Linked DNA regions of Mus musculus: region 1 is linked to region 2. Evidence: chromatin loops called from intact Hi-C (ENCODE). Cell type or tissue: heart. All regions are shown on one strand. Links, peaks and the distances in the headings refer to the core of each region. The heading gives the core; the rest is flanking DNA. Region 1 holds the start of Ugcg (UDP-glucose ceramide glucosyltransferase). Region 2 holds the start of Dnajc25 (DnaJ heat shock protein family (Hsp40) member C25).

The links. A loop is a pair of places that touch in the nucleus more often than their neighbours do. Peaks named below come from ENCODE experiments on the same cell type or tissue, not always from the same donor. Only the 100,000 strongest peaks of a DNase experiment are listed, where the experiment ranks them.
Region 1: a loop joins it to region 2, with 2.0 times the contacts of the local background. A loop is called at or near these places in 2 of 42 quality-filtered maps.

Annotation. Positions count from the first base shown.
Region 1 is chr4:59,180,963-59,197,386 of GRCm38, reverse strand. Ugcg (UDP-glucose ceramide glucosyltransferase) reads right to left here and starts at 7,837. Exons shown (of 9, transcript NM_011673.3): 1 at 7,646-7,837. The coding sequence starts at 7,743. In heart, for the core only: a CTCF peak has its summit at 9,897 (motif pointing right); DNase peaks (open chromatin) are centred at 7,956 and 8,056; H3K4me3 peaks cover 2,931 bases; H3K27ac peaks cover 2,116 bases.
Region 2 is chr4:58,992,038-59,008,461 of GRCm38, reverse strand. It overlaps Dnajc25 (DnaJ heat shock protein family (Hsp40) member C25), which reads right to left and starts at 5,269. Exons shown (of 4, transcript NM_001033165.3): 1 at 4,905-5,269. The coding sequence starts at 5,231. In heart, for the core only: CTCF peaks have their summits at 7,654 (motif pointing right) and 8,598 (motif pointing right); a DNase peak (open chromatin) is centred at 5,331; H3K4me3 peaks cover 1,850 bases; H3K27ac peaks cover 1,242 bases.

The sequences.
Region 1 (16,424 bases), core at 4,308-12,307, 190 kb before region 2:
GGCCCTGCTAGCTGCAGGGCAGTGAAGCTGGAGTAGAGTCCAAACGCCATGGGCAGAAAGAAGGAACAGCCTTTGGAGTCCCACCTTCTCCACTGAACTAGAGTGGGTCTCTTCAGAGCAGCAGGGGAAGGGGTGGCAGGAGGAGACTTCTGCAGGAAGCTCCATGTGCTTCGACCTGATCCCCAACTCCCCCCGACTGAGGGGGGCTTCTGAATGTCGGCCTCACCCTGACATCCAAGTCTCTGGCAAGCACAGTTGAGGCTTTCCTGGTTGTAACCCATCCTCTGTGCCTTCCCATCTTTCAGACTTACTCACCAACAGCTCTGACTTGATGTCCCCCCACCCCCACCCCTTGCAATTTTGTTTGGGCTAAGCTGTGGCAGGATAGAAGCCCAGAAGAGAGGGAGCAGCCCTGGGGGGTGGGGTGGGGGGATGGCAGACTAATCTTAAACAAGGCGAGACACCTCCTTTGCTTCCCAGAGTATATAGCCTTCCAGGGCAAAGGTCACCTGGCTTCATAGCTCCAGACTATGCTCCTTCTGTTTTGTTTTGTTTTTTGTTTTATAAGTTGTGCTGTGTGATTCCAATAAACCAAGTGCTCCAAGGCCAGAATTTCTCCCCCGTGTTCCACACTGTGCTTGTTAATATTTCACATCAAACTGGGCTGACTGTGGGATCAGCTTGCCCATGACAGTTATCCCCAACGATTAGTGGCCGCCATCACTGCCACACATAATTGGACTCTGGAAGGCTGTTGCTGTGTTTATGATCAGTGTGGGTCGGGTCGTGACTCATGTTATTGCCACGGAGCTCTTAGCATTTCGAGATGGGCATCTGAATGTGCTTCACAGCCGCTCAAGCCTATCTTAGTGCAACTGTAACTTTGCTGACACCAGGTTCCGGTGAGAAAGAGAGATAACAGGGAGCTAGCTAACCGTATAGGAAAGCACAAAGTGTCCCAATGGACAATGGACTCGAATATCACAGAATGTAAAAGAGTCAGCCAGCAGGAGATCTCAATACCAGCCTCACAAACAAACAAACAAAACTAACCCTCTGGTGAAGCTACAATTAACTTGGTCCACAGGAAACTGACAGTGATGCTTTACTGATGGCTACCAACAAAGGGAGCTCATAAGAAGGACCTACCAGATAATGCTAAAAAATACACAACATACCATGAAGGCAAAAGCCACCAGAAGTAATGAACCATTCCCTATTTGTACACAATTCCCATTCAAAGCAGACCCTAGCCTTTAAATTATTCAGTATCTGAAAACACTGTGGATGGAGAGAGAAGAGGGACCCTCTGTGGCATTTATATTTGTAAGCCAACCCTGGCTAGCCCTGGGCTCTGCATTCACCAAAGGGCAGAACTGAATGTAAAATTATTTTTTAGCAAGACAACTGATTCCTTAGGAAATCTTTAACAGACTGATGTAAACAGACTGACTGATGTAATCAGTTCCTATTTCACCTACAACTGGTTTAGACAAAGTGAGAACAAGATTTCACTTGGTTCAACTTTATTTAAAAAAAAAAACTATGTCCAATAAATACATCCCAAATTTTGACCATTTGCCTTAAACCGCAGTTACCACCAGAGAGATGGAAATAACGGCTATGTATCCATTATATAATATATATGACATATATATAACTTTACGTATTACATGAAACCAATGTATGTTTGTGTGTATGTGTGTACAGCTATTAGAGAAACTCAAAAGATCACACATTCATTAAACAAGTAGTGATTTAATGCTTAGTAGATCCTGAAAACACAGTGGTAAATGAGTCAATATCTGTATCCTCAAAAACTTACAATGTACACAGGAAAGAGAAAAATCACTCTGCTTCAATGAGTAATGTCTCCCAAGCCCCAGGAAGACATGAGAAGTGACACTCCAAAGCACTCACAAAACGCAAGTCTTGAATTAGTAAAAAGAAAAAAAAAATGTTTTAAAGAGAGAGAGAGAAAAGGGGCAAGGAAGGGGAAAGGGAAGGAAGGCGCGATAACCCTGGAGACAAAATAGTGCACCTTGCGAGGACCGCAGTAACCAATGCCATTGAAGAAAAGGGGCAGGGTCCTGGCTCCACTCCCAGTGACCTGTGTCAAGAGGCTGAGTTTAACCTGAAGGCATTGGGAGTCACGTAAGATTTGAAGCACATGACCCAGGATTTCCAAATGATAACTAGCTTACAATATGAAAAGTGAAGCAGAAAGGGAGATATGAAGATGAATGGAACCAACTGTGTGGGGAGCAGAGGACAACCATTAAGACAGCCACTACTGAACAGTAAAGCTGGGTTATCATTTGTATTTTTCACTCTCTCTAGGATCATCACTTTGGTCCCAGCACTAGGGAAGCAGAGGCAGGCAGGTCTCCGGAGTTCAAGGTCAGCGTGCACTACAGAGCATGCTTTCCAGGACAGCCAGGGACACGGACACACACGGACACGCACACACACACCAGAAAATTAAAAAAGACTGTAACACCAGTCCCTCTGGCCTTTACGAGCACCAGTGATACACGTGCTAAGTAAACATACATGCAGGCAAAATACCCATAAAAGTAAACATACCCATAAAGGTAAATAAATTTTTTAAAAGCACTATTCCCATGCTGGCCTGTCACTTCCAATCAGCTAACCAAAAATGAGTGTCTAATGCTCATCAGTAGAGCACCCACAGAGAGGGGAAAGACAAGCAGTACACGGAGAAGGAAGAAGAGAGAACAAGAATGCATGGGGAGAGATCAACCATCCCAAAGGATGGCTTCCACATGCCTCCAGGGGAAGAAGACAACTGCTTTCAGACCTTTGTATGTCTTCATTTCAGTTCCCAACTAGGAAACCAAACTCACTCTGACAAAAGGAAAAACAAAGTAACCCATAAAGACCACTTAGCTCACACTGACTGCTTGAGACTATAATCACCTGCTATTTTTGGAAAATCAAAAATCGGGGAAATAAGACCCTTCCCATAAATATCTGCCATCTAAAATAATACTGTGAAATGCCTGTGTCTCCATTTGGTATTAAAGTTAGAGAGGAACAAAGTGGGTGGTAGAGATAGATATCCATCAGTAGAGACCAATTCAAAACATGGGAAACACCTGTTTCCATTTTATAGACAACCACCCTTTATTGGGGGGAGGGGTGCTTATGGGAATTGTGAAATCAGAACAAATAACTTTATTGAGTAAGAGACAGTCAATGTATTAATCAAAGGTTAGCTCCACTGTTGAAAACATGGGCCAAGACTTTTCTCTAACTAGAAGAAGATACACTAGAACGGATTCAGCAGGTGCCATTGATACATTTTTATTGCGTATTGATGCTGCTCATGCTTCTCTAACAGTTGGGAGCTGGCCCTCCTGCTGACCTGACACCCAATACAAAGCTAGGTGTTTAGAAGCCTGGCAACTGCTCGTCAGCCAGCGGCAAGCACGAGTTTTCAGGGAGAGGGCACCAACATCTGCTTACATCTTTGTCTTAAAAGGACAGCCGAGATGCAGACAGAACATATACTCAGAAAATACATCCTTTTAATAAAATAAAGATGATTCTGCACAGCATTTTAAACAAAATACTATTTCCATAGTTTTTTAACTTTGTTAAATGCTGAGACTCAACTGCAATTTTACATGTCCAGTTAGGAGAGGGCAAGCAAAACAGCAACAACAACAACAACCTTGTTCTCCACCTGAAAACAATTCCCATCAAACTAGGAAACGATTTTTTTTTTAATGAAACCATACATAAAAAAAAAGTGACAATGAGACCAGACTGCAAAGAAAGAAAGAAACGAGAGAGAGAGAGAGAGAGAGAGAAACTAACTAGCTTATCAAACAAATATCAGAAACTTCAGGAAGAGTACGGCTGAATCTATATACAAATTTGACTGCTAGTTATTTGCCTTAAAGTTTTTGTTTTTGTGACACAGGGTCTTATAATATTCCTTAGGCTAGCCTTCACTGCAATCCTCCTGTCTCAGCCTTAAGTGCTAAGATTACAGATATGCACCAAGTATTATATATGTTAATTATATATGTTAGTCTGTTTCCTTCTACTGTTGTGAATTTTCCTTTTTAATTTTCACATCCTACACTGTGACTTTCCTCCTCAGTATTTTCTTTGTTATACAATGAGATCTAGACACTTTGGGTGTTTGATTTGCACATCTCTTTCCAGGAAATTTTTTTCTTTCGTTTGATTTTGGTGTTTTGAGACAGGATCTCTCCATTATGCAACTCTGGCTGTCCTAGAAGAACCCACTATGAAGACCACGCTGGCCTTGAGACCCACTATGAAGACCGCGCTGGCCGTGAATTCAGAAATCTACCTGCCTGTGTGCCAGCACTCTCAACCCAGAATATGCTCTTATGTGTATAAAAAGGGTAACATTGAGGCAGGAGATATGGCTCAGTAGGTAAAGGTGCTTGTCACCAGGCCTGATAACCTGAGTTCAATCCCCAGCCCCGAGCCCCCTCATGGTATAAGGGAAAAAATTGAACTAACTCTTGCAGGTTGTTTGTGAAGTTGTAACACACACACACACACACACACACACACACACACACACACACACAATGTTTTAACATTTAAAGGTAACACCCTGGAGTATTAAAAAAAATAATAATTATTACAAAGCTTTTTTTACAGCACTTCAACAAAGCTAATATTTGTACTATGCTCCAAAATGTAAAATTATAACTAGGCATGGTTGGCACACGATTTTAATTCTAGAACCCTGGCAAAGACAGATGGATCTCCGTGAGTTCAAGGTCAGCCTGGTTTACATTATGAGTTCCAGGATAAGCTGAGCTACCTAGTAAGACCCTATCTCAGAAAAGGATTATTAACTAGGGCTCTAGATCTCGTTATATAACAAAGAAAAATGCTGAGAGCCGGTTGGTGGTGGCGCACGCCTTTAATCCCAGCACTCGGGAGGCAGAGACAGGTGGATCTCTGAGTTTGAGGCCAGCCTGGTCTACAGAGCGAGTTCCAGGACAGCCAGGACAGCCAGGACTACACAGAGAAACCCTGTCTCGAAAAACCAAAAACCAAAAACCAAAAACAATAAAAAAATAAAATTAAGAAAAATGCTGAGAAAAATCACAGTGTAGTATGTGAAAATTAAAAGGGAAAATTCACAACAGTAGAAGAAAACAGACTAACAAACATATAATTAATATATACAATACTTGGAAATGCAGACGATAAAAGGGAACATAAAGCAGAACACTTGTCTAGCTTCAAGGTGAGAGACAATAAAATAGACAGGAGAAGCAACAGCATGTGACAGATTAACATAGGAGTTACCTCCACAAAAGCACAGGAGCTTGGTAATAGACTGCAGTATAAGCAAAAGACTATAGCCACATAATTTATGACTAAATGAAATTATCATATACATATCTGAAAAGCAACTTAGTGGAACCAATAACTACATGGATGAAAATCAAAACAGAAGAAATAGTGAAGAATAAGGAACACAGAACAGGGAAATACCCATCACCTGACGGCCAGGACTAGGAATAGCTATCACATTTTATAAGGCAACATTGTAACAAAGATTAAAAGATGTATCATTTCTGGTCCAATACTTTTTCCCCCTAAGAAATGTGATTTAAAGAGATGCATGTATAAGAATTCATCACAGAGCAGGGGCATGGTGACGCACGCCTTTAATCCCAGCACTCCAGAGGCAGAGGCAGGCGGATTTCTGAGTTCGAGGCCAGCCTGGTCTACAAAGTGAGTTCCAGGACAGCCAGGGCTATACAGAGAAAACCTGTCTCGAGGGAAAAAAAAAAAAAGAATTCATCACAGGAACTAGCAATATATCTTAGGGATGAAGCACTTGCCCAAAATACAGAAGGCCCTGGGTTTGGTTCCCAGCACAGGAAAAAGCTAAGAAATACAAATATAACTGTTTCTTTTTAAGTGTTGCTTAAATCAACTGAATTGCCTACCAAAAACAATAAATGAATATTAAAAGCTCAGAAGCCAAAATGCCATGCATCTTCCTACACTAATGGAGAGAGCTCACACATTTGTTGATAGGAGAAAAACAATAGTCAGGTTGCTTTGCAGGCAGCTCCCGACAAGCAACAGCCTTGGGGTGTTTGGTTCTTCATGCTTAACTTCTAGCACCTAGAACAGTGCCCTGTACTGCTTATCAAACACCATTTAGTCAGTAGGGGAGATTTTAAAGCAGGCCATGGAACAACAGTCATGACATGGTACAATCTCCTCTCTCCTCTTCTGCCTGATATATATATACCTAATTGGGAAGGTAGGCAAAAATGGTTAACAAGGTAACGTTTTAGTATGTTATAACTATCTTCTTTATTCCTTTCTGTACTGTCTAAATTCCTGATAAAATAACTATTGCTTTTTAAAGAGCCCATGTAGTTAAAATGAATACTGCTTACATTTCTAAATTCCAAACGGGGTATGTTTTCTTTCACTTTCAAAAAAAACCCCACAAAACCCTGTCTGCTTATCTTATACAGGTGTTGTCTTTCTCGGCGTCAGGAAATGGCACACCAATCGGAGAAAAGCACATGTTTTCTATAGTGGAAAAAAAAAGTAACTGCCTAACGTCCTTCCCTGTTTTTCATTAACATACAGCCTATTCTAGCCTATCCCTATCTGGTAGTTTAAAATAAATAAATAAATAAATAAAAATAAATTTCCTCCCTCCTCTTTCAGGCTAAAATGCCAAGTGAGTTCATCTCTACACATTTAAACAGGCTTCATTTTAAAGACATTTCATTGATGGATCAAAACTCAGCCACCTATGTCATGTCTCTCTCCGCCCCTTCACTCTGTTCTGTTTTAGTCATGAGCTTTATAGGGAATAACCTTATTTAGATTTTTATCATGTTTCATCCTTCTAGAATGTAAGCTTCATGAGGGCAGGAGTTTTGTCCTGCTTTCTCACCTATGTCCCCAGCCCAACTCCAGGTGGTATCTAGTAGGCCTTAGGAGGTACCTGCCAAATGAAGAGATGTGTGTGGAAAACAGATTAAGGATGTAACTCCAAACAAGCCAATACATAAAGACTTGGAAAAAAGATAAATAAAGACATGATACTGAAATGCCACGCTGACAGGACTCGATGCTTTATAACACTGGCTCGGAGACGGACCTTCTTCAAGGCGGGCAGGTGCTACACACCTAGCTAAACACATAGCTCTTCTAGGAAGGAGGTAATCCACTGGGAAGCCTGGGGTGGTGGTGATCAGCTCCCGGAAGAGTGTAAAGGACCATCTCCATAATAGAGACGTGGCCGGCGCGGAGGGAGCGGAAAACCTCACAATACACCATACATCCTCGCCCAGATGGGAAGAAAAATCACACGAATCTCCTACACAATCAAACCAAGTAGACAACCCTCCACCAGACAGAGAAGCAGGCTCCTCTCCTAGAGCTCGGTAGTCGCCTGCAACCCAGGAGTCGGGTCGCGACTCCAGCGCGATTCCCTTTCCAGGACCCCGCGTCGCACCGCCCCAAGGAGACCGATTTAGGGGGCCGTTTGGGGATCAGCTTTCTCTATCCCCGCAAAACGCTACCCTCCACCGCACACACGCCTGCCAGTCCAGCTCGTCCCCGAGGCCCCGACCCTCCAACTCACGTGTAGATGATGGACATGAAATGCATCAGCCACAGCACCACGAAGAGCACGAAGCCGAACAAGGCCATTCCCTCCTGGGCCAGGTCCAGCAGCGCCATCCCCCGGCCCGCTGGCCCGGCCCGGCCCGCTCCGGCCGCCGCGGACAGCGCTGCCGCGGGAGGAGGACGCGGGGGCCGCCGGGTGCGGGGCGCGGGCCGCGAGTGGAAGGTGGGAGAGGAAGGGCCGGCGGGGCGGCGGGCGTGAGGACGGAAGGGGCGGGCAGGGCCTGCGCGCCCCCGGCCACTCGGCGCGCGCTCGGCACCGCGCACCCCTTAGCGTGCGCGCGCTGGTGTGCTGCGAGCGCAGGCTGACCGCGCTGCGCGCTCTAGGCGGCCGTTGCCGCGCGCTCGGGCTCCCGTGGTCCAGACCCTTGGGCTGCCGCTGCCGCCGCCGCCGCCGCCGCCGCCGCCGCCGCCGTCGCCGTCGTCCCTTTCGCTCGCCGCGGCTCTGCGTTCTGGTCCGTGCTCTCTGCCGGCGTCCGAATCCCGGCACGATGCGGTCCGCCCTGCCCCGCCCTCTGGAGCCCGGTGCCCGTGCCCCCGCCCCCGGGGCGGCGCCCTCGCGCCTCGGTGCCGGCCCGCGCGCCCACGGGTGGAGCTGCCCCCGCGTGCTCGCCGCCCGGCAGCTACCAACCGCTGCCGCCGCCCGCGCCCGCGGTCCCCCCCCCCCCTGCACTGTCTCTAAGCAGCACGCGCCGCCTCTACACTTTATCTTGGCCAAATCCGGAGGAGCCAAGAGACTGTGTTATTTAAGGAATCCCCAAACTCAGAATTGGAAGAATCGCTTGATGCTGAATTCGCGCAAGATTGTGCGTTCTCTAGGGCAGCTGAGTGTAATTTGGCTAAGATGTAGCCAAGAGAGTTATGGAAATGTAGCTAGTTCGAGCAGTGCTAGGCTGTTAAGTGTTGCCAGTACACCGCTGACAAACCATCTCATTCATAAATCTTGTATTATTTGCTGGGATGATAGATTTTAGTCATACTGGGTTAAATTACGTTACTCCATTTTTAAAAAGCTGTTAAATGTTGCTATTACTAAAACGTTTAATTATGCATGTGCACGATACTGAAAATGGGGAAATGAAGGCTAGGCTGTGTGAGAAGCCTGTATGTAGCCCAGTTACTTCTGGGACTGAAGCAGGAGAATTACCTGAACTTGAACACACAGGTTCCAGGCCAGGCTGGGCAAATTCAATGAATCCCTGTGGTGGAAAAACAAGAGTATTCTAACTTTAAGTCGCAACTGGGAGAAGCTAGTAGTAAATGTTTCCATTTGTTTCTTCAGCCTGGATACATCTATATTGTTTACAATTGTTCTGTGTTTAAACTGTTTATTATTCAAGTTACTTTTAAAAAATAATCCAAAAATGACGGGCAGTGGTGACATACACCTTTAATCCCAGCACTTGGGAAGCAGAGACAGGCAGATTTCTGAGTTCGAGGCCAGCCTGGTCTACAGAGTTCCAGGACAGCCAGGGCTACACAGAGAAACTCTGTCTCGAAAAAAGAAAAAGGAAAAAAAAAAAATCCTTAAGGTTTGCAGTGTCCTTTGTTCTACTGGTGAAAAATCAGTGGGAAAGAACCATGCTTCGAAATTAATTTCCAGTTGTTGAGAGTTACTGGTTAATAGAGTTACAGCAGGATGGAATCCATACATAGAAATAATAGCACAGGGTTTTAAATGCCACGATTGTGATTAATCAATTCTAAGGCCCACTTTTAAAGCATTCTTAACACATTTTCAATAATCCATTATTTTCAAGAATCCAAAATGGAAATGCATCTCACACTCAGTGACATCTTACAAATAAAAATAATAGGCCAGGTTTCTTTTTCTTAAAATGTGTTTGCTAGTCATATACAAAACAATGCTGTGTGTTCTCAATACTTCCTTGAACTTGGTCAAGGATATGAATTTCTCAATTTGAGCATTTTGTAGCATTTTTCATTTTTTCCAAATCTTTCCTAGACCTTTACAGCAAAGGATTCCATGCAGTATGGTGGGTAACACAGAAAGGACAAAGAAAGTTGGTGTAACTGGGTATAAGTGAATAATGATCAACTTTGTTGCACTTCATCTGGTTAAATTTAGTCTGCTCAAACCTGGCTTTCCAACCAGAGCTCTAGGGGCTGGAAAGATGGCTGGCTCAGCTATTAGAGCACTTGTTAATCTTTCAAAAAGACCCTGGTAGGACGGACATGCAGTATCCATGGAGAACAGAAGAGGGCGTCTGATTCCCCCATCTGATTTCCCCAGAACTAGAGTTACAGATGGTTGTGAGTACCAAGTAGATCTTGCTTTGCACAGGTTTGGAAGATCAGCCAGTGCCCTTAACCGTTGAGCCATCCCTCCAGCACAAGGAAAATATCATCTTTAAAGAAATTTCTCATTCACCAATCTAAAAAGTCAACATACTTTATAATGTCAACATTGATACTCTGAGAATGGCAAAGTAAAAAACAAAAGATTCCAGCGATTGCCAATTGTTGTGTATGATCCACGTGGTCGATGACATACACTTGTCATGGATGGGAAAGTACACCAAGAGTGAATGTTAGTACTAAGTGTGACTTTGGGTGGTAACGATGTGCTGCTTCATTGATTGTAACAAATGTGTCACACGAGTGTGTGATTTTGACAGTAGAGAAGTCCTGGAGAGGGATATAGTGGGATGTGTGGGAAAGCAGGATTTTCTGCTCAGTTTGGCTGTGAACTTAAAACTACTCTAAAAGACATTTTAAAATAGTGAATGCTCCACACACATATGCTATGTAGTATACTATATAAACATATGTATTAAATATATTCAAATAGGTAACTCACATCATGTCTCATGACTTAGGTATTATGAATTATGTAAATATATGTAACAGGAAATGCTGTGAAAGTCTGAACTAAGATCAATGAGATCCACTAACTCTACCTTGTAAGCACTAAAATATTTTGTTCAGTGCATAAATGAACTATTCTACATTGACAAAAGCCACAAATAAGTTTGCTCAGAATTCTTCTTTGTTCTTAAGTTTTTAAAAAGTATTTTTTAAAAAGAGAAAAAGACATCAATCATCTCCCTCGTCCCTCCCACAAAATTAATTCAGAGAAGTGAGTAAAGATATACAAGCCCTAGAGGTATAGCTCAGGGTCAGATCACCTGCTTGGCAGTCTCAAGGCCTTTAGTCTAATCCCAGCATGGACTCAAAGGACTGATGTGTGACTTTGCCTGGTCAAACAGGGACGACCATCAGAAAACCCACCTGTGGATAAACAGCACTCATTGCATTCCAGCGCTCACTGACTACATCTCCTATCTTTGTCAGCATTGTTTTTTTTTTTCTTTTAATATTTCAATAAACATCCTTAAAATCACAGTTCAGAGCTGGGACTGTGGTGCACGCTTGTAACCCTTGTATTTGAGAGTCAGAGGCAGGAAGATGGTGAGAGGCTGACCTGGGTTACACTCAGTCAAACCTGGTCTTCAAAAACCAACCCTAAAGAATGGTAGCAGTAATTGGTTCCTTACTGTTACTGTTTTAAGACGTCTGTTGTGAATTTTCATCCTTAGAAAAGCTTTCCAAACTTACGTGCGGAAAAATTACTTCCTAGACACTGAGTACATTTGAAGTTTCATTTGAAGTTTCAAAAACGTATGTTGTTCAAATGAAGTTTTCAAAAACAGAAAAAAAATACTGATTCTACTTGACAAGAGAAATTATATATATATATTCTAATTGGAATTAGAAAAGTGGTGTATGTTGGTGCAGCTGGGGTGATTAGCATACCTTTGTTTGGTCCTTTGATAAACCGCTGGTTGTTTAGTGGGTGTGGTCTAGGGGAGTGCCCACAGGTCACTGGAGTTCAAATCCTGTTCAGCTCCTCTGCTCTTATCTGAACACCAAGCTAAAAACTGCTTTATTTTACTTACTTTTAAAGTTTTCATATTTGATCTTACAATGTATTTTGCTAACCCACAGTTTGCTAGGTCAGAACTTTAATATGTGTTCTTTACTGCTTAGTTACGTCTCCTATTTCCTACACATGTATTGGTATTTTCCTAAGTTAGTTTGAGCAGAAAACACTTTTCAAAAATTGTGTGTGTGTGTGTGTGTGTGTGTGTGTGTGTGTGTGTGTGTGGTGTGTGGTATGTGGTGTGTGTGTATGTGTGTGTGTATGTGTGTGTGTGGTGTGTGTGTGGTGTGTGTGTGTGTGTGTGTGTGGTGTGTGTGTGTGTGTGTGTGTGTGTGTACAAGAGTGTGCTTGTTTGTGTCAGTGTTTGTGGAGGGGCTGGATGTTAACATCTGGTGTTTTCTTCAGTCACCCTTGTTTGGTTTTGGACCCCAGGACAAGGGACTAAGGTATATATTTTACAGGTCAAAGCAAACCTGGCTTTCAGGTTCTCCCAGCATCCCCTAGTCCCTACTTGGCACACCCTGCCCCCAATCCTATACTTTCCAGCCTGCCAGCTGGGCTGCCCTTCCCCCAGAGGCTCTTCCCTATATAATCCAGACATTTTGGTTTCCTCTCCCTCCTCTCTCTTCTTCTCCTACTCTTCTTTCTCTGTTTGGGTGCTCTCTCCCTAATTCCCATGGTGACTTCCCTGGCCTCCTTCCTTGGGGCCAGTAACTTGCCGGAGAGCAGCTTCCCAATAAACCTGCATTTAATATAATCTAATGTGCCTTGAATATATTCATTCACCAGCAGAGAAACAGTTTATCATCTTTTCCATCTTATTGATTGATTGATTGAGAGACAAGGTCTCTCACTGAACCTGAAGATTACAGTGTTAGATAGACGGCGGGTGGTCCTCCCGTGTTCAAACCCCTGGTCATCCTCACCCGGCACTGGGCTTATAGACCCTAACTGCTGCTGCCAGAGTTTCACCTAAGTTTTAAGGATCTGAATTCAAGTCCTCAGGGCCCTTCACCCGCTCAGCCATCTCCCCAGCTCCTGGTCTTGACCCACTGGCCATCGTGCTTCAACTTTTGGAGTTACCAGGATTACAGCCATAAGCTACTATACCTGGTGCAAGAAAGCACTCTTGAGAGACAGCAGCACACTCTTGATCCTTCTACCCGTTGCTTGCTCTCTAAAGTGAGTATATTGAAATGAATTAATTGAATCAATTATTGTTTGGCAAACAATATTATATACGTATTAGTTTTAACATTTTAAATGCAGTGAAATATATTGACAGAGACACTAAGATGCATTGGCAATTCAAACATTGTGGTCTTTCTTTTTAGCATTTCATTCATTTCAATTACTAGATTCATTTAATTAATTCATTCAATTAATTCATTTCATAAAGTTACTTCATTTAATCTTTTTGGCCTCTTATCAAATATTCCATGACTGCTATAACAATATTTTATATTTAATATTTATAATTAATATTTAAAAAATAGCACCTGGTATATAAGTTCTACTTCCTATTTTATTACTTCAAAGAATTGCTAATAAAAAAAAGAATTCAAAAAAATTAATTAAAAAAACTAAAAAAAAAGAATTACTAAAATGTAATTAAAATATGATTTTTTTTTTTAAAGCCAAGGTCTCATTGTGTGCTCCTGGCTGATCTTAAAAGCCCTATGTATACAGCCTAGCTGGCCTGAAAAGCAGAGAAATCTGCCTGCTTTTGCCTCTCATGCACTCAGATTAAAGGCCTATGCCACCACAATCAGCCACATTTAACTCTCATTAAAGAGCAAAGGCTGTTGAGATAAACTCAATTTGGGTTTAAGCACTCTACCAATTAAGTAAAAGTACCTTGAAAACCAGACTGGGTTTAATTTTTAGTTCTTCTACTTGTTTGCCACATGACATGAAAAAGTCAGTTACTTCAGTGCTCTTATCTATAAAATAAGCTGGAGTGTTGTATTATCACACACACACAAACATACATGCATACATACATACATACATACATATATACATGCATACACTTCCTAATACATAGCAACAACCTGAGAGCCTGCTTGTTTGCTGGTTTTGATACAAGGTTTCTCTGTGTAACCTTGGTTGTCCTGGAACTTACTGTCTTAGGCTGGCCTTGAACTCAGAGATCTGCCTGCCTCTGCTTCCTAATACTGGGGTTAAAACATGCATTGCCTGGCTGAGAGCTCCTGCAAGTGTGAATGAATGAATGAACCAAAATTTTAGCAGAACCATCATGTCTGGCATGAATTCTGGAGTGATGGCTGCTCCCATGCTTTGAAGTAGTCTTGGTCAGTGATTGTTGTTTTGGTTGGGGGGGTTGTTTGTTTATTTGTTTGTTTGTTGGTATTTTTTTGAAACAGGATTTCTCTGTGTAGCCTTAGCTGTCCTGGAACTCACTCTGCAGAGCAGGCTGGCCTAACTCAGAAATCCACCTGCCTCTGCCTCCGAAATGCTGGGATTAAAGGTGTGTGCCACCACTGCCGGGGTTTGTCAGGGATTGTTAAGGGGATTTTGTTTTTCTAAAGGATTCTCAGGGCATAAATGCTTAGATGATGGGTCTGTCAAAACAACCCCTATATCGGATAAGAAGTCTGATATAGAAATTGACTTGCTAAAAGTGCATTTTGTTTAGCAATAAAAAGAGTTTCTAGGAAGCTGTCAGTGTTCAGTGCTGGAGAGGCTGAACCCTCTGCTGTTTGAGAAGCCCAGACTCATCCTGCAGTCTCTCTTTCTTCAATCCGTCTTTCAGCATAGGCATAATATTGAATGAAAGAAGCCATCTATAAAGAGTAAATACTGGACTGGAGAGATGGCTCCGCGGTTAAGAGCACTGACTGCTCTTCCAAAGGTCCTGAGTTCAAATCCCAGCAACCACATGGTGGCTCACAACCATCCATAACAAAAATGCCCTCTTCTGGAGTGTCTGATGACAGCTACAGTGTATACACTGTAAATAAATAAATAAATAAATAAATAAATAAATAAATCTTAAAAAAAAAAGAATTGAGAAACCATCAGCTACAAGCCAAGTTCAAAGTCAACTAGTGTGACAAGACACCCAGACTCTAAAAATAAATAAAATATTTTTTTAAAAAAAAAAGAGTAAATACTATCTGTACTAGTTAGGAAAACTTAACATCCAGGGTATGGAGATTAAAAACAGCAATTCCACTTTATTATAAGTTAAAAACAAGGGCTGGAGAGATGGCTCAGCGGTTAAGAGCACTGACTGCTCTTCCAGAGGTCCTGAGTTCAATTCCCAGCAACCAACCACATACATGGTGGCTGAAAACCATCTGTAATGGGATCTGGTGTCCTCTTCAGGTGTGTCTGAGGACAACTACAGTGTACTCATATACATAAAAAAAAAAAGAATAGCAATTAGCAGGTTTGCACTGGATTTGTAGTGACAACAGAGCTCTATTAATGAGGCAAAGAGGAGGTAAATAATTTACATGAGGCTGCATTGCTAATAAATAGGCCAGACTGCTTGTAATTTGAATGTGTGAAGGGTGAGGAAAAGAAGTGTCTTATTTCAATGACTTGGCTGCTCTGCCACTGGGATCCCTTGGAGTTCACTTTGGCTCCTCCGTCCTCCTTGCTGCTGTTCCAGACCAGGTTCTGAGATCTTAATGTGTGCATGCATGGGCCAGGCATCTTGGCAAAATGCAAATTGCAATTCAGTGAACCTGGAGTGGAGCCCGCGAGTCTGAATTTTTAATAAGCACCCTGGCTGTGCACACAACCTGCTATACAGATCCTATTTGGAGCAGCAAGGTTCTGACCAGCTGTATCACCCACATCTGGATTCACAGGAGTGGTCTGCCCTCAGGTAACGAGAAAAATTGTACAGTGTGCTTGCTTGCTTGCTTGCTTGCTTGCTTGCTTGCTTGCTTGCTTGCTTGCTTTTCCAAAGTTCTTAGCTGTGTTTGCTCAGTCCTACTCAGACATTTCAGTCCCTCCTCCAGACTCCACCCCTCCTATCGCTATGGCACTGCAACACTACAAAAAGATACTCTCTTACTACCCCTCTTACTACCCTTTTCCCCTTCCCTCCTTCCCTTTCCTTTGTGGTTTCAGAACTAAACCCAGGGCCTTTCACATATTAAACAAGCACTTGTTTGAGCTACAACCCTAGCCCTAAAATGTAATACTTTATGTTAACTTGAGATATTTTACTAGCTACTTGGCATATTCAGTGGAAATCAGGTGATGCCTCAACAGCACTAAAGAGGAAAGGAAACTTCTCACTGACATTTATATTCTCTTGTGTTGCAATATAAAGACTTTCACATTTTTAAAGAATGTTACAAGCTCCAAATTGCTAGTTTAGAAAAGCTTCCCCTTCCCTTGAGGGTTGGTCTAGCAGTGGGAGTGTGATTTTGAAAAAGGAATTCTGTGTCCAGTAGCTCAGTACCTGATGAGAATTTTAGGTAGCAGAGCCTGCAGTGTAGGAACTTCAAGAAGGTAAAAGGTCATGGTGACACTGTTTGTGAGTACACTTGAGGCATTACTGAAGCAGCAAGGTAGGTTCCCACCACACTAACCCACCCCTCTGAGAAGACTCAAACAGCCAGGGAATAAGGAAAAAGCTCTTTAACACCATGCATCCAGTTCTGGCTAACACCCTAAGAGAAACCAGCCCCAACAGGGCATTTTAACAGCGTATAGACGCCTTAGGATTTAACATTCCACATATCCTGCCATCTTTACATTCCTTTTAGCTTCCAGCACCATGTTATACTTCGAGCAATTGAAAGGAACCTGGCAAGTCTGGCCATTTTGGATTACTGGGCGATGATTTACC
Region 2 (16,424 bases), core at 3,942-11,941:
ATGAATTGCTGATTAAAATCTTCATGACTGTAAAGATTTGGAATGTTAAAATGTGTAGCCAAGTTTTCCTCCCTAAAGCAGTCTCTGGGCGCGAGGGGAGGGGGGAGTACTTCAGTCCTGGAGCCTTGAACACGCGATTCTGCAGTTGGGTTGCTTAAGTTTTCCTTCTGTCAGGAATGCCCTCTGCTGTCAACAGTGGTGACTTTCTTTCAGACCTAGCTAACAGGGTATGCTTATTTGTCTCTAATCCCCCGAGAAAAATTGCTTCCTTCTCATACTGAAATATGACCTGTAGGAAAGTATGACCACACAATAAGTATCTGTCTATTCTTAATAAAAGCTTAAAGTCAAGCTGACCCTGGGGCCTCAAACCTGTAATCTCAGCTACTTGGAAGACTAAGAAAGATTGATTATAAGGTTAAAGATCTTTCTGCTATGCAGTGAGTTCAAGGCCTGAGTAACTTAGATGGATGTTGCATCAAAATTATTTTTTTTGTTTGTTTATTTTTCCAGACAGGGTTTTTCTGTGTAGCCTTGGCTGTCCTGGAACTCACTTTGTAGACCAGGCTGGCCTCAAACTTAGAGATCCACCTACCTCTGCCTCACAAGTGCTGAAAATTACATTTTTTAAAAAAACTAAAATTGAAAAACAGAGATGGGTTGTGTGTCATGGAACAGCCTGTAAACCCAACCCTCGGGAGGCCAAGGCATAAGGAGTTCAAGGTCACCCTCAGCTACAAAGAGAGTTTGAGGCTTGCCAGCCTAAGCTATAGAAAGCCCTGACTCCAAACCAAGCCAAACCAAAATAAATAAATAATCTAGACCAACAGAGTGGCACAGCCTTTAATGAAGAGGTGGAGGTAGTAGAATCTCTGTGAGTTCAAGGCCAATCTTGTCTGCATAGAGTTTCAGGATAGCCAAAGTTACATAGTAAGACCTTATCTAGGGAAAAAAGAAAAAAGAAAAAAGAAAAAAGAAAAAGAAAGAAAGAAAAGAAAAGAAAAGAAAAGAAAAGAAAAGAAAAGAAAAGAAAAGAAAAGAAAAGAAAAAGTTCTGGGTATATAGCTCATATACAAAATTCAATTCTTGGTTTAAAAACAAAACCAAAAAACAGGGAGAGAGAGCTGTACCTCCACTGCCTCCCCACTAGCACCTCCTGTCAGCTCAGGAAAGGACAGTCAGAAATCTGGTAAGAAACCTGCAGTGAGTCACAGCACAGGGCAGGGAGCGCAAGATCCTCCTTTTGCCAAATTCTCTCTAAGTGCTAGGAGTTCTGCCACCTCAGCCACTGACAAAAAGAAAAACAAGCATTGTTCTGGTGAAGCCTCCATTCCAAGACAGATCTAATCTCTTTACACGCTCTAACTTTTAATCAGATAACCTTCACAGCAGAATATTGCTGTGACCTTTCCTATGTTCTTGTCGGGTTGTGAAACGTTGTCCGCGTCTACGTCTTCATCTCTTACCGACCATAACTGTTAACTGAATCTTTTCTGGCTGTTCCTGCATCTGCTCACTCTGCGCTATCTCCTGGTTTTGGTTTTTTAATCCAATTTTTACCTACATTCACAGTTATTTTTGCTCTCATTTTAAAGCCCTAAAAACAATGAAAGTGGGAAGCACAGGTCTCCTCTCCTGCAGGCTGCTTCACTCCCAGCCGTCCAGTTCATATTATTTGTACTACTCTAAAATCACAGTTTGAGTCAAACAGCGGGAACAGTTCTAATTTCCATCCTGTCCCAACTGTCTCCAAATGAGAGTTTAACTAATATTCACTATCTGATGTGCCAGACATTGTGCTAGGTCCTGTGGATACACATGACAAAGGGGCATGTTTAGTGCAAGAGAAGGAAGGGTTCCTGAAATTTACACTCAGTGTGATAAGTGCTATAGCCACAGCAGTTCCCACGGCCAGACTAGAGTGTTCCACCCCAGGAGACTCGGCGCTGACTGAGCCAGTGAGTCCACTTTCTTCCAAAGTCTAGGATTTCTCTCAATTCCCAACAGCCATAAAAGCACACCACATCACACTCACTGTGTGAGATCACAACTGTCTGGAGTCATGTCGTGACCCAGAACGGCCTTGCTAACAGGAACCAAGTGTAACCTTGCATAGCATCTGCACATGGACGGCCTCTGCCCTCCCTCCATCACCCACCCCTTCTCTGGGTTTCCCTCAATCTCCTCATGCACAGTCGGACTCACTTGTTCCTAAATTAGTAATGACCACGGGTCTTACCTTCTTGTCTCATTAATTGTACTTATTTTTAATACAAAAACAAAAAACAAAGCAAAACAAAAACAAAGCCCACCTTGCTCCCCTTGCTCTCAATATGAGCACAGAACCACAAGTCCACTGACGTCAAACACGAATGCAGTTCCCATGTGGAAGATGTACTTATGCTCAACATTTAGGGACAGGCTTCTGGGTGCCATTTTTTTATCCTAGAGTCCAGAGCCCCTGGACCTCAATTTCCCCTACCAGTCTACCTGACCAGTTCCTAGTAAAGTTCATCTATATTTCTTCTCCCCCACAAATCCTTCTTCCACACTAAAGATATGATACAAACAAACAGTGATTATATCTGCATGACCTCCGTAGAATAACTGGAAGATCAGCCCGTCCTACAAACTGGATGGCATCTTTATTAAGTCTTTGCATTACTCAGAAGTGTTATTCTTAGGCAACTTTCTCAGTTCTCCATTACAACAGAAACACAAATCAGGCAACCTATTTGTCTTTGACACCACAGCTTTTAACGTCCTTTTCCAGCTGAAGGCAATATAAAGAGCAGAGACGAGCTTATCAGTACTCCATTGAGAAGCTGAAGCTATGTTCAGATCTAAATTCTAAACAGGTATTTTCAGAGTTCTGCTGTATCTTGACGTAGTTCGGCTTGGGAGCTGGGGCTAGAACACTCCCCAGGGCCTTCTCCTCCAGTGCCAAACTCCACAAGTTTCTAGTTCCCTGCTGGGAAGTGTTCTGAGTGTTCTGAGTGTTCTGAGCTACTACAAACACCTTGTCAGAGTCAAGTAAAATGTTACTTTCTCTAGGAACTCTAGGTATTTGGGAGGAGAGGGGGAAGGTTGGTGGTGGTATGTATGTATTTGGAGACAGGGTTTCTCTGTGTAGCCCAATTATCCAGGAACTTGCTTTGTAGAACAGGCTGGCCTCAAACTCAAGAGATCCACCTGCCCCTGGCTCCCAAATGCTGGGATTAAAGGCGTGCACCACCATGCCAGACAACACACTTTATAACTGCCTAGAAGCCCCTTGGCCTTGAGTGGACACATTGTTTTACCTAGCTTTTTTATTTTCTGATAAATCAGTTCTAAACTTTAGAGTAGAAACCTTTAGAAGCAACAAACCAAAACAACCAAACAACCAAAACAACCAGATTAGACTTTGGAAACAGTGTCCCTAAGAAAATAGCATAACTATTTTGAGTCCTAGGAGTACTTCCATTGAGAATGTCATCTGCTGGCACTACACTTTAGTCCTGGCACTTGTTCTCAAAGTTCTTATGAACACCTTTACCATTCCCCCGCCAAACCTACCCACCCATCTCTTGCCCCACAAAACCTAGGCGAAGGCGACAGTTGCCAGCACTTCTGCTCCTATCTGTCCTGGCTCTCTCAGCAGAGCCCCCAGTGCACCTCGAGGCCCTTGGAAGGTCGGGCAGCATAGAACCACACGTTCCTCAGCAAACAGTTTGGGGTTCATGTGCTGAGTGGTTCCAGGGGGAGCAAGTTCTTTCTGGTTTTTTTGAAGCCTGTTCTCTCAATCACTCATTCCTCTAATAATGGGGACTAAGCCTTCAAATTTCTTTCTAACTGCTCGCCCATACCTCAACTGAGTGCCAACAAAAACTGTACTCTCACTAGCTGGTGAGAATTTAGTCAGTGAAGTACAGTCTTAATAGCTCCAAACATCAAACTGCTCTAAGCCTGAAAGAAAGGGAATTTGACTCCGAATTGCCAACTCTGTAAAGCTAATCTGGAGGACTAATCCACCATTAATGGTAATACAGCTATCCAAAGTAGTCATTACAAGAAGGCTGGAAAACAAAACAACAACAACAACAAAAACCTAGGAAAGAGACACAGCTATGATGGAAACACGGCTATGACTGACGCTGCAGTCTTCCGATGGGGCTCTTGAAACAGAAATACCTCCCTCAAGCATGACATAACAGGTGATTTTTTTTTTTACATATACTGCAGTAATCAAAGAAAAGGGGGTCAAGCTAAATCCTCCTACATGCACAGCAGGCAATAAAGCCTTTGTCAGATCACTACACACGTCCAAAAATTATTTTCCTACTAGGAATTCTCAATCTTCTGCCCCAAGTCAGAAACAACTATCCAAGGTCACTCAGGAGTTGTCAGAGCCAAAAGTCACAGTCCAGTTTTCGGACTGATAGTTCGCTGTTTGTGTGTGTGTGTGTGTGTGTGTGTGTGCGCGCGCTTCTAGATAAATGTCATTATTGACATTATCCCAGAGGCCAAACTTCTGTCCTATCAAATTGGCATGATCAGTTGTTAATACTCAGTATTTCAGACTTTTCTGTTCTATGTCCTATCTCAGATCCTAGCACTGACAATCACCCTGCTTTCCGAGCATGCACCTCAAGTAACCAGAATGCTTTTTACACCAAAAATAAAATAAGTGCAAAGCTTTGCATAACAACTGTCCAAAAACAGAACTGGCTGTCCTCCAAAACTGTCCTCGAGGAGGTGGCCATGCTGGCTAGCGGGCCAAGGTGGCTCATTCCACGGCCACGTGGGAAACGTGGACCTCCTAAAAGTCCAGGCGGCAGCAGTGTGCTGGGGTCGTAGAGGACCTGATCACCCGGCTAGGAGACCCAAATCCCCAGCCACCCATCAGCGCCCGCGAGCCTCACCTTGAGCGTCTCGTAGGCGGTCGCCACTAGCAGGAAAGCCTCGGCGCTCGGCGGCGCGCCCCCGGGGCCGTCCCCGGGCTCGGGCCGGTAGCGATCTGGGTGGTAGCGCCGGGCCAGCTGACGGTAGGCCCGCGCGATCTCCGCCTTGCTGGCCGAGCGGCTCACGCCCAGCACCTCGTAGCAGTCGCGCGTGCCGCAGTACAGCCCTTCCACCAGGGCCTCGGCGGGCCGCGCCAGCAGCGGGACCAGCAGCAGCGGCGCCAGCAGCAGCCATGGGCGCTGGCCGGCAGCCCCGGGTCCCCCGCGCAAAGCGAGCCGCGCCGCCATCCCCGCCTCGCTCGCCGCTCTGCCAGCACAGCGGCCGCGGCTGCTCTCCTCGGCGCCGGGCTCGGCCCCGCAGCCCGGTCCACGTCAGCAGGCCGCGCCTGTGCGCAGGCGCAGGGGGCGTGGCGCCGCAGCCACTTCCGTCCCCGCGCGTTGCTAGGAGAGAAGGACGCCTTAGCCTCGGGCGGCTTCTGTGTGTTGTGGAGCCTGGTAGTCTTAGTAGCTCAGCGGTCTTTTCTGAGGCAGGGGTAGGTGTCTGTCTGTCTGAAGCGCTCCTAGCCGCCTAGTGCGGCACAGTCCACACGCAGGACTAGCCACACGCCACCTTCTCGACCTCGCTACTTCATCCGCTGCCGTAGGAACTCTGGGCACTGGCATCCTGTCTCCAGGCCTGGACATTGCCCCCCCTCTAACCCAAACTGAAGATGAACTTAGACAATTGCACTGTCTCTCTCCCAGGAGCCCTGAAAGACCGTGGCCTTTTTGTTCTCTGTTTCTCTGCTTATTTATATTTTAGAGCAAACAATTATTTGCCCGGAGGATGTAAAACGTTTAGTAGTACCCCCATACGGTCCACAAAAGTGCCTGTAACACCATTATCCCTAATTGTGACAATCAAAATACAGCTTAAGATCTTGCAAATGCCTCCAGGGAAATCAGGAGGTGGAGTGGGGAGAGGACGTGCTCCATTAAGTTTAAATTTCAGATAAACCACAGTTTTTAAATGTGTAATTTATTTGTTGCTGTGACCAAATACCTGCAAGCAGCAACATCAAAGATGAAGGATTTATTTGGGTTTAGGGTTCTAGGGAATACGGCCCCCACAGTCCAGAAGGCCTGGCAACAAAGTTGCTAGTTACACATTATCTGAAATTAGAATAAAGGAATGAAAAGGGTGCCAAATTTATTTTCTCCTTTTTATTTGATCCAATGCCTCACTATGTATGATGGTGATGTGTCCATGTTGTTCTTACCTCAGTTACACCCTTCTGGAAAACAGCCTCACACACACTCAGAGATGTGTTTCCATGGTGATTCTAAATCCAGTCGGGTTGATAATGAATGACCAGTATATCCCACATGACTGACTTTATAGTTTCCCAGGTCTATGATGGCAACTGGCTAACAACTAATAGATAGGGATCTATCCATTGGGATTGGTCTGTACACCAAGTGAAGATTTGATAGACAATGTTAGATATTCAGGAAGAATACAATTAAATTTTTCTAGTATCAACATGGACTTTAGCCTCTATAAACCTCAATTATTTCATTTCAAATAAATTCAAAGTGAGCCAAAATACCAATACCTCTTTCAAGACGGGGAGTTTCTATTAATAGTCACATTTGCAGGTTTGACGAGTACTCACACTGTGGTGGTTTGAATAAGAATGGTTGCCACAGGCTCCGATACTTGAATGCTTAGTAGCCAGGGAGTGAGGGGATTCTTGGTAAGACTTGAGAGAGATGGTCTTGTTGGAGGTAGGCTTTTGAGTTTTTCAAAAGCCCACATCTGCTCCCCCTCACCCCCACTCTCTCTCTCTCATACACACACACACACACACACACACACACACACACACACATACACACACACACACACACACACACACACGGGGGGGGGAGAGAGAGAGAGAGAGAGAGAGAGAGAGAGAGAGAGAGAACTAAACCTGTGAAACTCTAAGCAAGACTCAATGCCTTCATTTATAAGAGCTGTCTTGGTCATGGTGTCTATTCACAGCAATAGAACAGCGACTAAGACAGCTAATTCGGACCACTGCAGGATGTCTCAGAATTAAAATTTTTCAAAGTGTAACCAGACGGTGATGGCGCACCATACCTTTAATTTCAGCACTCAAGGAGGCAGAGGTAGGCAGATCTCTATGAGTTTGACCATAGAGTGATCTACAGAATGACTTTCAGGACTGCCAGGGCTACACAGAGAAATCCTGTCTCAAAAAAAAAAAAAAAAAAAAAAAAAAAAAAAAAAGTAAAATAAAAAAGTTTCAGGGGCTGGTGAGATGGCTCAGTGGGTAAGAGCACCCGACTGCTCTTCCGAAGGTCTGAAGTTCAAATCCCAGCAACCACATGGTGGCTCACAACCACCCGTAATGAGATCTGATGCCCTCTTCTGGTGCGTCTGAAGACAGCTACGGTGTACTTACATATAATAAATAAATAAATAAATCTTTTAAAAAAAAGTTTCAAAGTATATATATATATGTATATATATATACACACACACACACACACACACTTTGGCTGATCTACAGTTACAGTTGTACACCAAGCTAGCCTTAAATTAATTTGTGGCAATCTTACCACCTCTGCCTCCTGAGTGCTAAGGTTAAAGCCTGAGCTATCCTGCCTGTCTTTTTTTTTTTTTTTTTGATGTGAGTACACTGTAGCTGTCTTCAGACCCACCAGAAGAGGGCGTCAGATCGCCTTACAGATGGTTGTGAGCCACCATGTGGTTGCAGGGAAGTGAACTTAGGACCTCTGGAGGAGCAGTCAGTGCTCTTAACCACTGAGCCATCTCTCCAGCCCTTATTGTTATTATTTTTAACAGTATTTTTTAGAAGCTGGCTTGAACACTGTTTTGAACTTCTTCCTGGTGATATTTATCATGTGTACCTCACTGCAAGTTGACTAATAACTGTCCTAATGATGCGAGAGACATGGTTAGTAGTGTGGAAACAATATCAATTTCATAGCTAGCACTATTTTTTAATTTAGCCAGACTTGTATGAACATAATCTCTTTGGCCTTCTCAACACATGCCCACTTTTTATGAAGAGGGAAGAGTTGTAAGTGATGTGCATCCCTGTAATCCTAGCACTCAAGATATAAAGATAGAGGATTGAGATATTGAGTCTAGCCTGGGCTACTTGGTACAATCTTTTTGAAAGAAAGAAAGAAAGGAAGGAAGGAAGGAAGGAAGGAAGGAAGGAAGGAAGGAAGGAAGGAAGGGAGAAAGAGGTTAATTTGTATTTTACCCTATTGTTTTTGAAATCCATCCACCTAAGAAGGAGAAAATTCTCCCTGTGTTAACTGCAATTCTCCTCATATCCAGCATTTGGCACCACTTAACTAACTAATCACCACAGGAAGCAAGTGGTCTTTCTGATTTCCCCACTCTTCTGGCATTCATATTTGGAATAAGCAAAACAATACTAGTCCACACAACCCATCCCTATTGTGCATCTATATACTGTATCCCCTGGACTATGGCTTCTTGCTTGTTGCCACTAGAAAGCCACAGAAAAATAGAGCTAGGCAGAGATTTTGAAGAGGAGTCTTCCTGGTCCTGTTTCCCCGCAGCTTGTTCCCATGCACCCAACAGACAGCATGCTGGTTCCCAAACTGTCCACCAGAGGGTGCTATCACTCCTGCACAATTTTGCACGTCTTCTGCCAAAAATCCATACTTTTAATGTTTGCCTAACCTTACTCAGAATCTATGAACTACTTTTCTAATTCCAAGAGAGTCAAATGAATTAAAGGAGAAATTTAAATTTAAAATCAACCCAGTGCCTACTCCTGGAAAATCTTCTATCAAGCTGAAAGCATTGATCTTTGTTTGTTTGTTTGTTTTGTGAGACCCCAACTTAGAGTGTTTCTCCCTGGAAGGTAAAGCCCCTGGACGTTCCCCAAGCTTGTTTTCCCTGATCTCTAAAAATACAGCTAGAAAAAAGCTCTTTGTTCTCTATAGCTAGCAAAAAGCCTTTTTGTTTCTATACTTTACAACTAGAGATGTAATAATTGTAAAAGACCCAGCCAGGCACTTGCCTGGCTTCCTGTGCCGAGGACACGGAGATAAAAATTCAGAAAGAACTCACTCCCCACTCCTTCTGCCTCATAAATTTCACCAAGGACACCCGAAAGAGCAGAACTCTGCCCAGCTTCTCCCACTCCTCCCAACTCCTCCCAATTCCTCAGCTAGCTGTTAAAAGCCCCCTACTGTCACCGCTAAGGGTTGAACTCCCCTGCCCTGCACAGTGGAAGGAGTTTGCATTAGGTGTGGTTTTCTCTCGAGTCATTGGGGTGCTGGCCAGCTCATCCCGGGACTTGAGCAGAGGCCCAGCTTCGGGGGTCTTACAGTTTTAGCTAACTATACTATTTAAACTCTGGCAGGTTTAATAGAGAAAAGATATTTGAAAGATCTCCTAATTTCAATTAAATCAGATTTGGTGACAGTTTCCTGAAATCTGCCCTGGCTGTTAAACACTGTATCCTTCTGAAACAAAACAAGCCTGGAACATGAAAAGAGATATGAATTCTTAAAAAGAGATAAACAAAAGATATACTAAGAGGATATCCACATCACTGAACAACAAATGATTCAGCTTTTCAGCCATGTCTGTGTCATTGCCAGATCCCTTGCTTATCAAGAAAATTTTATTGGCTGGTGATAGAGAAGGCTCAGTGAGTATCGGCACTTGCTACCAAGTCTGACAACTTCTTTGATCCCTGAGACCCACTCAGGGAAGGAAAGACTTCTACAAGAATGCTGTGGAATACACATGTGAATGTGCATGCACACAAGGGTACATGCTTGCACATACACACACACACACACACAATATGATTTTTTTTCTCCTGAAAGACCCTGTGCCCTCAAAGTCTTTGGCTCTGATCCCACGTCTAATTGAATGTAAGCAACCTAGACCACGTGAAGCATAAACTGTCACCACTGTCAAAATAAAAGTTTCAGCGAGACAGACAAAGGGTATTTTCAAGGGTGAGGATGTGAGGAGGAGGCTATGCCATCAGGACTCGGTGCCACACGGCTTAAGCTGAAAAAGAAGTGCTACGGGAACCTCCTAGCGCACTGTGTGACTAATCAAAGCAAAACAAAAGCAAGGGTAAAGTGGGAACCACCAGAAATGACCATTTAAATACCAGCACAAAATAAAACATCACCATCTGAGGTGAAGATATTTAAAAGAATCATATGCCTGAAAACACTGAATGGAGAGACCCAGGGTTAGGAACAGTTAAAGGCCGAGGGGGTAAGTGGGAAGATCGGGATGGATCCTGGTGCCCAGACACCCAGCACCCAGTTTAGTAAAGAAATGCATCTCTCCCCCTCCCCCCTCCTCTCCACCCCCCCCCCCTGTGTGTGTGTGTGTGTATGTGTGTGTGCCCTGTGTGTGGGAGGAGGCCCAGAAGAGAGCACCAAATCTCAGTGAAGCTGAAATGGCAGGCAGTTCTGAGCCATCATCTTAATTGATGAACAATTCATTTAAAAATGTTAAACTTAAAAAAATGACCTAACTCTTGGAGTGCAAGTCCCAAGGCAAAAACCACAAATAACATGAAAAAAGCAAATCAAGGTGACCTAACTCCCTGAAAGTCACTAATTCCACAGTAACAGCCAGCCCCTGTGCAGGACTTCCTGCTTGAAGGGTAGACAAATCAAATTGTGTTCACGGAGTAAGCATTTGGACATAGTACAAAAGTCCTTGTTTGTTTTCTACATAAGAGAGTAAATTAAATTAGTCTTGTGGTTTGCTGTTGCTATCTTGAGATAAGGTCTTCCTATGTTGCCCTGGTTGGACTGGAACTTGCTATATAGACCAGGCTGGCCCTGAGCTCACAAAAATCTTCCTGCCTCTACCACCCCAGTGCTGGGATTAAACCCCATCAACACCCAGTTAAATTTGTCTTCTTTAAGTGGTGTGAAAAGAAAATTCTAAAACATACTGTTACACTTACAAAGTGAACGTCAGGTTTTCCAGGCATTGTGTAACAGAAAAGGAAACATGTTGGTAACAATTCTTTCTAACGCCCTGGCTCCCATTTAGGGTAAGAGGGAGCTAAATTCAACAGAAGTTTCTTCCACAGTGATTGAGCACCCTGCTGAAACTTGGCTTGGAGGAAGCATGATGATAAATATGGACACACTGGAGCTCCCATCCCCCACAGCCCGGCCGGTCCATGAACCCTGCCCCGTGCATTCCTCACTCATTTTCATTCTGGTTATCACCAGCCCTGTACCAGTACATCAGGTTCTTTCTATCCTAGGATCTACTGTGGATTCCCAGCTTAGAGCCCAGGCTGCCATAATCTGTGTATTAGCCCTGCATCCTCCGCACCCTCCTCTTCCTCCCACCCACTGGGGCTGCTTTTTCTGGAAACAAGCTTAAAAGAGTAATAATAAAATCTGAGTTAGGAATTAGGTTATGAGATACCTTCTTCATGTATCTTTGATTTATTTTTTTTCCCCTGCAATTTCCCTAGGGAAAGGACCCCATAGATTTAGAACCATTCAGGTTTTTTTTGCCTGAAATATCTGACCTGAAACCTTGCACTGGCCCACAGTTATAGTTCTATAACCCCATCTGTTTCTTTCAAACCATACAATGGAGTTTCTATATGTAGTCACTCTGTAGACCAGGCTAGCCTTGAACTCAGAGTCCTTCCTGCCTCTGTCTCCTGAGGGCTGGGATAAAAGGTGTGCATCACTAAACCAGGTAATACACTCCTCTATTCCTCTAGCTGTTTTTATCTGTGGGGTTCCGATTTGTCCTGAGGTAACGCTGTGATGAGTTTAGCCCCTTCACCAGTTTCCACGGACAGCTGAATCATCCCAATATTTAGAAATAATTTAAAATGACTTTTCTAATTATCAAGGAATTATAGTCTCTTCTCTTTAAAAGAATGGTTACCCTTATTTCTGTTGTGTGTTAAGGTCAGAGGACAACCTGCGGGAGTCAGTTCTCTTCCTATACCCATGGGTCACAGGGGTCCAAGCCAGGATGGCAGGCTTGGCAGCAAGCACCTTTACCCACTGAGCCACCTCAGCAGTTCCCTTCTTCCCTTTTGGGTGAACTAGGGAACTCCATCCAGGTTCTCTCAAAGTAGTTCACTTCCTTCTTTGATGCCTTGGATCTGCCAATATTCATTTCTAAAGAAACTTCAGCTTTGACTCTATATGTCGGGTTTAGCAAGCTTTTCCTTGACAAAGATGGCTCCTCTTTTTTGGGGGGGGTTGGGGGGAATTTTGAGACAGGGTTTCTCTGTATAGCCCTGGCTGTCCTGGAACTCACTCTGTAGACCAGGCTGGCCGCGAACTCAGAAATCTGCCTGCCTCTGCCTCCCGAGTGCTGGGATTAAAGGCGTGCGCCACCACGCCCGGCTAAGATGGTTCCTCTTAATACGAAGTGTGGCCCATAGTTTTAGAAGTGGGAAATATTCCATTTTCTTGTGTAGAGCCCCTTAGCTTCATACAGAATCAAAACCGATTCTTGCTTTGCAAGAGAGAAGGAATACCGGAAGTAGCCCAGTGAAATTAGAAGATGAAGACGCAGTCCTTTCAGGAGAGCAGCCTCCTGTTATCAGTGGCAGAAAGATGGACACAGGTGCAAAGAAGTTTGTGATCTCGATCATTAAAAGCTGAGATTTTTGATCCACGGCTTTGATGTGCTCATGAAGCACAAGGTCCAGATCAGCTGCTGAGAGCAGAAGCGAAAGCAGAACCCAGGTGGGAGAAAGCATGTGGAATTCTTGTGTGCCCCTGTGTTGTTTGTGATTAGAGGGACACCCGTCAGGTCAGTCTAGGCTGTGTGGTTTACTCTAGAACTATTCATCTGCACACAGTGTGGAGGAGGGGAGGTGTGGAGGAGGGAAGGAAGGTGTGGCGAAGGTAGAGGCTGCTTCATTTCTGCTAGGCTCTCAGAGGATGGCTGATGAGGTGGGGGCGAGTGGGGGAGCGGATAGGGGGAGTAAAACATAGAAGCTAAAATCACCTCCCTGAGAGTACTGACATCTGAACTAAACCAAACTGCACAGCTCCCCCACTCTTACGGTGCTAATCAGCAGACAAAAAGGAAAACACCTCATACATTGTAACAGTCTGAGAGGCCAACTCCCAACAGCTGCTGCTTGTTCTGGAGAGCGGCTGTCCCCACTGCCTGGCAGGGGAAGGGAGGCAGTTAGCGTCACCAACCTTGAAGTTCCGGCTCCAGCAAAACCCAGTCTCGGACAGGAGGACTCATCTAGGAACCATTTCTCCTTTAAAGCCTTCCAGACAGATCAAAGAACATTAGATTAATTTGACAATTCTCCATCCTAAGCAAAGCTTTTAGCAGGTTTCATTATCAGGAAAAAAAAAATCTCACTTCTACCTCTTAGAAACAGAACATGGCGGGGCCAACAGGGTAGGGCGTATGAGTCACAGGACTGACCTTGACTAGAGAAGGTGAGAGGATACAAAGGCTGGAGTTTGTGGTGAAGTTTGCCATCAGAGATGGACCAGAAGATGACACTGATGGCAAGCAGAGATCCTGATGTGGGTTCAGAAGGCCACCCAGGGAGTGGACCCTGAAGATACTTTGTACCTAAAAGATCCGTATTCAAAGGCACGTGACAGGAAAGATAAGGGCACACAGGCCATTTAACTTATATACACATATACCTCACACCCAGGTCACTGGTAACAAAGCAGGATTAACATTTCCCTGTAAGCTTTAATTTTTCAAAACCTACTTTTAATATGGGTTCTCAATTGCTTTAACCTCCCTTCTAGCCCACCACCCACCAGAGGTAGTGGAAAAGAAAGGTTATTAGGATACAGGGGCGGGGGATGGGCGGGGGATCTGTTTAGAAATTGTTCTTTGGGGCAAATCCCTCTGCGTTGCCAGAAGCCAGCAGTTCATTCCCAGGATTCAGCAGCGGCAGCTCGGTCCGCTCACAAATACTTCACGAATATGCCAGCAGTCCAGTCAGCAAACACCAATCAGCAGCAGTGGCGCAGCCCAGCAGAAACAGCCAGGCCTCCGCTGAATTGGCAGGAGTCATCAGGAGTAATTAGGACCACCAGGGACACCAGAAGTTCTCTGTCATGCCTCTCTGAACGAAGCAAAGATCAGTGAAGACAGGAGACCAAGAAGTGTTACAAAGCTAGCTATGCAAGCAAGTCCCCTGTCACTGTCCATTGGGTCCTATTTATACTCCTTCCAAACATTACATGTCCACAGGTCTTGCCTCAGCATGTGAGTCTGTCAGCAAAGTGCCACTTGAGTCTGCATCATCTGACATCACTCTGCCACTTGGCCTGAGTCCTTGGAAGTGGCAAGAAGCCTCCAGAGTACCACCAGAAGGTTTTTGGTGTGTTTTTCTCTATGGAGTCATGACAAACAGAGCTCAGCTACACATTGTAAGGTGAACCAATACATGTGTGTCATTAGGAAAGGATCCTTCATCACACATCCTTTCATGTGCTTGCTTTAGCAGAACATCCTTTCACTTGTGTCTGCTTCAGGAAAACACTCCTTCACATGTTTTCCCCAGCAAAAACATCATCTGACACAACTGACTTTCCAAAGAACCCTTATGTGTCCGATTCATTTCCCTGTCTCTCCCTTCTGTGATCTAAGAGTCTGAATATCCTCAAATACACTGGAGGCCTAACACTGAATTGTGGAGACATTTCTGAGGTCATAGGTCCTGAGGATGGAGCCCTCATGACTGGGACTAGTGCCCTTAACAGAAGAAGCCTGAAAGAGTTCCTCCCCTCTCCGGTAAGTGAAGACCCACAGGCAGCGTCCCCGGAACTGCTATGTAGATCAGGCTGGCCTGGAACTCAGAGTGTTATTTGTTGTCTTTTGGTTTTCAGTGTGTGTGAGTGATTTGCCTGCAGAGGACATCAAATCCCCGGGGAACTGGAGTAACCTAATCGTGAGCCACTCTGTTTAACTTTTGACCCTCAGAGAACCGTAGTGGGTTTCTGCTTCCTTTCGCCTCACACACTCATCCTTTTCTGTTGAGAACACCCAAAAATCTATCCAGTAGTTTGGCTCTGAGGCCATTCGTGGTTGGCCAGATTCCCTGAATCCACAGTCCGTGTTCAGACCCCAGCAGCTCTTTCAGCCTCGTCTGTTGTAGCTAACCCCACGCTCCTCTCCACAGTAACGCAGGGTCGTCTGTTGTCATGTTTGTTTTGTTCTCTTGTTCTAGAACACTCTCTAAGTCTTTCTCTGTCTCCTATGACCTTTACGCTTGGAAAGATTAAAACACACGCTCTTTGTTTTATAGGGTTTTGAGCATGAGTTTGTCTGCTTTCTCCTCAAGTTCCAACCCCAAGCTATGCATTTCTGTCAGGATACCGTGAATTGTTGGCCCATGCACTCTCTCAAGACCGACTATCAGAAAGCACAAGATAACACCTGTTTGTCTCATATTACCAGGTGGACTTGAGCCACTTCTCTGCCAAGACTTTCCCACTGTAAAGTTACCTTTGTCCCCTTAATAAACAATCTGCGAAGGTATATGTCAATATGCACTGCACAAATACATCTCTCCCATCAGCCTTTCTCCTATATGCTCCAGCTCAAGGTTCTTCCTGACTCTATTTTCATTTTTCTCTGATTTTTTCCTAAGACATAGTTTCTCTGTGTAACAGCCCTGGCTGTCCTGGAACTCGATCTGTAGACCAGTCGACCTCGGACTCGCAGAGATCTGCCTGCCTCTACCTCCCAAATGCTGGGATTAAAGGTGTGGGCCACTACCGTCAGACCACCCGAATCAATTATTACTATAACAGTCGCAGAATTGTGCCATTCCCATTCTATCCTCCTGGCCGCCATCAGTGGCGGACACTGTGTGTGCTTTAGGGAGATAATTTCCTTACATCGGGATTAGTGAAACTGTAATTTATGGATCAGCATGTCTTTATTGTTGGGTTATATGGGTACTGACTGCCTGCTCCGATGTTCGAGCTATCTTTTATTTGGTCAGTGGAAGCTCCCAGAAAGCAGCTGTGTCCTCCTGACAGACACCACTCCTTTTCTTCTCTTTCACACACTTAACTGGCCATGCGCCTCCTTACTGATAAAGGGGCCCCAGCCCAAGTGGGGCTGTAAGAGTGCCTGCTGCCGAGTTACATAAACTCTAGGCAAGGGATAGAAGGGTGGGAGAAGAACCCAGAAGGGAAAACCAGAGAGACACTCCTCCAACCCTCAGCAGGTTGCTCACAGAAACTTCCAGAAATCCTGCAAGTGTGACCTTCCTTCAGTTTGCTCTTTCCTACGAGAGGAGTCTACTTTACCACGGGGTTGGGAGGAGGTTGAATGCCCAGGGGAAAGTGTCAGCCCCAGAAAAGACTAACCAGGTGTTTTAATCAGGGTTTCTATTCCTGCACAAACATCATGACCAAGAAGCAGTTGGGGAGGAAAGGGTTTATTCAGCTTACATT